Linked DNA regions of Homo sapiens: region 1 is linked to region 2. A link is an interaction called in ENCODE POLR2A ChIA-PET data of the cell type or tissue named here. Cell type or tissue: Caco-2. All regions are shown on one strand.

Region 1 (2,500 bases), 84 kb before region 2:
ATACACTGTGGTCACAACACCAACTAGATTGGGACCAACAAATGCTGTAGAATGAGAGGTGGAATTTTTTATCAAGATTTCCATTAAAGAGTTGAGCTTTCAGATCCATAAATACAGTGGTAGATAAGGTGAGCAAGCTAGGGCATGCAGTAGTCCAAAAGCAGAGGAAAATATGTTCTAAGAGGTGATTTTGTTGATGTTATTCATCAGCCATGCTTTCCCTGTCTAAGGCTTTTGAAGGTCACTTAGTGACAGATCCAGAGCCAGTTTTTGACAACAATGATGACAGCAACTTTGAAGATGTTTGACAGAAAACAAAAGTGGGGAGAAGGACAGTGTGTTGAGTCTTAAAGCACTGAAAGATGGTCTTGTTGGATGGAGGAAGTTTGGACATATTGGCAGGAATTAGAATGGATGGAACTGAACACAAAGCGAGGATGATGTAGTCTCATTCTGGAGAAACATCGTGGACTCATTGGAAAAGTGATGAAATTACAAAGGTGTGAAACCCTGGAAAAGTGTCAGGTATGTGGGATTCCTGCATGCACTACATTCGTCATGACGGCAAAACTCACCCACTGGCCAGGAGAGCTTGAAATCATTTCCTCAAGGGAAGGCCACATTGCTGAGGAAATCATCCCTCCCTGGAAATTTCTGATCCTGATTCCCCTCATTTCTCTAGAAATGATATCTTAATTGATTTTTAATCATTTTCATTTCTCAAAGTTAATTACCCTCTGAAGGTGCCTACCTATGTGTGTGTATGTGTGCATGTGTGTATGTGTGCGGGTGTTGGTGTGCATGTATACACACAACTGTGATCATCTGATTGTCCTTCTTCATGAAAAATAATATTGTTACAATCTTGATACTACATGTAAATACAGTTGATAACAAGCCTTTCAATACAGAAAAAAACAAAGGCAAACAAACAAACAAAAAAATCCTGGGAAGTGTCTTCACGTTAATGTCTAGGTTATAATTTCTCACATTTTTTCAGTTTCTTACACACTTAGTGTCTCAGTAATATTCTCCTGGCAAGTGTAGGCCAAAAGGAAAACCTGATCCTTTTATTAGGGAGTTAGGTCCAAAACACTCAGTATTTATGTCTTAACTTAACAGCTATTGAAAAGAGTAACTCACATACATTCAAATAAATTCTCCAATCACCTGGTCTCCAATCAGCCTCATCTTTGTTTCCCACACTTCTCTACCTGAAACATCCTCCCAGCTCTGTCTCTACCCACAGCTCCTGTCCTCATCACACAGCTCAAGAATCCCCCTGCCTGTCATGGCCTCCCTCCACTCTCCAAGAGAATTGCTCACGCCTTCCTCTGTGCTTCCAGAGGACTCTGCCCCTGTCCTTAACATGCAGCATCACAGTTATTCACTAGTGAGAGACTGCATACCTTCAAGTGAGGGAACATGTTTAATTCATGGCTCTTTCCTCAGCTCCTAATGGGGTCTGCCACCTTCTAGGTGCTTACTCCATGTTTATTCATTGAATGAATGATCGACGTCACCAAACTCACCAAGCAACTTTGAAGTGAAAATGTAAGAGAACTGTAGGTGCCAGCCTACATATAAATGCACAGCCACATATACATATGCAAGTCTACATATACGCATGCATTTATATGCATGCTAACATAAACATCTGCCTACATCCCAGTCGCCTGAATAGTAGTTCTGGATCCTCTCCCTGGGAAGAACACAGAGAAATTAAATAACTTGCTCTGGGTGGGTCGCATGGCTAGTATATTACAGAATTAGGATTCAAACTCAGGCAGATTAACTCCAAAGTTCATGTTCTTGACTAATGTGCACTTTGATTCTCATTCCTCCCAGCGAAAGGTCTTAGGAATGTATATACAACCAGGAAGTCTTTTCCAAAATAAATGAAGTAACATAATTATACTTTGCCCCTATCCTCCCTCCTGCTGCCCAATTCTCCCTCTGACTACTCATCATTATAAAAACATATGAATTCGACAAATTTAGCAAGTGGGCATTTATGACTCTCATCTTTTCCATGCATTGGAATACTGATCTGAGCAAAATATGGCCTTTGTCATGAATGAGAAGGAAAGACAGAGACATTGAGGTCTGTAAGAGGACAATGCACAAGGTATTGGAGGAGCATTAAATAGGAGGGAGCAATTCAAGCTGCGAAAAAAGATCACAAAGCCCTCAGAGGAGTAGGATACCGGGGCCATAAAACCCAGGGTTCCCATTCAAAACAGCCAGATAAAACATATTCCAAAAGATGTAGTCAATTCCTGAATGAAGCAGATGCATTTGAGCAGGAAACCAGGAATCCTCCCAGATGTCCCAAAGCCTTGAGCAAGCCATTCCTCAATGCTGGGCCTCAGTTTCCTCCTCTGCAGATGCTCTATGGAGCATGCTGGATTAAACTATCTTTAGCTCTAAAACCTCACCTCATCCTTCATTAGATTCCATATATATGATAAAGTATTCATAACAGTGTTCCAAAAATAAG
Region 2 (2,500 bases):
CAATCTTTGTATATATGTCACATGAAAGTGTATCTTTAGGTCACATTTCCATAAGTGAAAACACTAGGTCAAAGAGAATATGCCTATGGAATACTGATGGATACATTGCCTGGAGTGCAGTGGCACCATCTCAGCTCACTGTAGCCTCAACCTCCTGGGCTTAAATGATCCTCCCACCTCAACCTCCTGAACAGCTGGGACTACAGGTGTGTGCCACAACACCCGGCTTTTTTTTTTTTTTTTTTTTTGTAGAGATGAAGTCTCACCATGTTGTCCCAGCTGGTCTCAAACTTCTGGGCTCAAGAGATCCTTCCACCTCAGCCTCCCAAAGTGCTGGGATTATAGGCATGAGCCACTGTGCCCAGCCTGGTTCTTTGGCTGTACATGCCCTCTTCCCCTAAAAGTCTCTCCAGGTTATCAACTCATATAGTCAGAGGGCTGCACTCCCCAGATGAAACATAAATCTCTGTTTATGGAAGCCCATGAACACATTCTGAATACTTAAGCTCAAGAGAACAAAGCCTGAAGAGGGAATGTCTCTGGTCTGAAGTCCACCTTCTACTTTCCCATTTCTTTCTGTAGGGTCTGTCTCTTCTTCATACTATTCTTATCCATAGCACCCAGTCCTTTCCCTTCCTGAAGATGCAACCCTAGACTTAACCACTAGACAAACCCAGCAGAACATATTGTCCCAGTATCCGTATAAGATCTATACATATGGTGCTTCATTCTCGGCATTTTTCTCTCTCTAATCACTACTGCCTTCTAAAGAAAATGTGGTATGCTGTTTAACAAAAGGCTCATGTTATGCTGAGCATGTTGATAAGTTTGGATAGACAAATATTGGCCAAAGATGGAGCTGAAGCTGGAAAGAGCCAATACACAATAAAGCCAGAGGAATTTGGAGATTCCAAGAGCAACCCATGAAAGAGGCGATAAGGAAGAGAGGTAGGGAAGGGGGAAAGGAATCAAAGAGCCATCAAGATATCAGGAGGTTGGGAGTTGTGTTGTCTGGGGAACAGGCCAGTGATGCTTCTCCAGAGGTCCTGGGACCCAAGGACATTTCAAACAAGGAGGTTACCTAATGTTTACTCTGAAGCAGCTGTGAAGCTGAGATGTAGGTGCTATCTTGGTATTCCTAATTGCCAAGCCATCGTTGAAGTCTAAAGAGTTATTACTTCTGTATGCGTGTAAGGCAGGGGAATAGACAATCAAGGAAGGAGCTGACCATGCCTGGGTTAATATGGCATGGATCAGTAAGTGCTCTTTCAGAGGTGAACCTCAGGGCCCAAGATAACCATGGAAATACTAGCTTATGGGGATTCCCACTCTTAGCAAGGACCTCCATTGATCAAGAGGTCCAGAGAGTAGAGATTTCACCTGATCTCTGGACCAAATTATATTGCACATTTCTGCACCTTTCTCCATGAGGGTAGGCCAAGATGGCTATTCTCATCACCACAACTCTTCTTTCAGGTTGCCACATGGCCTTCTCCTTCACTTCAATCAGGTCTCTGTTCTAACAGAAAATCATTCCTGATCACCTAACTACAGCCATACCCCCTGCCCCACCTTCTCCACCCCCTAACCCTGTCACCTAGCATTGTATATTTGTTTATCCCCTTATTGTTTTCCTCCCTCCCTAGAACATAAGCCCTGTAATAATGGGAAACTTCTCACCTTTGTCTTCTTGGTCCCCATTACCTAGAACTATGTCTAGCACAGAGTAGGTACTCAGTAAATATCTGTAGAATTTATTAAGCAAGCCAAGAATGACTGGAGTACATAAACATGAAAACATTTGGACGTTGTTTAAAACTAAGCAGATTACTATGTTGAGTGTCTCGATGTAGCTGAGAAAACAACTATTTCATAAGGAACAGAGTGAAATAAAAGTCGAAGGGTTTAAATTTTTTTAATTAGTCCTTTTATTCTCATGTTTTGCAGACTAATAGCAACCACGGACTTAGACACATAGAAGGATTTTATGAATTGCACATCTCTCAGCAGGGTCTGACTGCCTGCATGGACAGGGAGGGTGAGTCCCAGTCCAGATAACCATGAACATCCATGAGTAATTATGACCAAGATCCTATTACCAAGCCAAACCTTGCACTAGGAGTTAGGCATGTGTTACTGAGGTCAGCAGTTGGCTCTTCTGTCCACTGTTTTGTGCCAGCCCAGACAACTTAATGCTCTACCAGTGATTATACAAATTGTGCTCTCACTTTTTTTTTCAATTACAGAAGTAGAGAACATGTCATGATCCATACGGAGAAGGAACAGAGCACTGAGTTTAATCCAAGAGTTGTCTGCATTTCCATCATCAAACTATTACTTTTCCACTCATCCTGACCCACCACCATTCTCCCACTCTGTGTTCAGAACAGCCATCACTGCAGAGTAAGATGCCATTAGCTAGCCATTGAGGTCATTAGCTGCATCCACACAGAAGAGCAGGGAGGCCAAAGGCAGCCTTTGGAAATCATACTCAAGCTAC

What was found. ChIA-PET counts read pairs that join two places held together with the same protein. Peaks named below come from ENCODE experiments on the same cell type or tissue, not always from the same donor. Only the 100,000 strongest peaks of a DNase experiment are listed, where the experiment ranks them.
Region 1: POLR2A ChIA-PET joins it to region 2 with 5 read pairs; 2 of 35 experiments call an interaction of 5 or more read pairs at or near these places.

Annotation. Positions count from the first base shown.
Region 1 is chr20:40,392,040-40,394,539 of GRCh38, forward strand. No RefSeq gene overlaps it. Among named protein-coding and RNA genes, the nearest start is that of MAFB, 300 kb to the right of the region's middle. In Caco-2, no CTCF peak of the experiment used is centred here; no DNase peak of the experiment used is centred here.
Region 2 is chr20:40,475,916-40,478,415 of GRCh38, forward strand. No RefSeq gene overlaps it. Among named protein-coding and RNA genes, the nearest start is that of MAFB, 210 kb to the right of the region's middle. In Caco-2, no CTCF peak of the experiment used is centred here; a DNase peak (open chromatin) is centred at 975.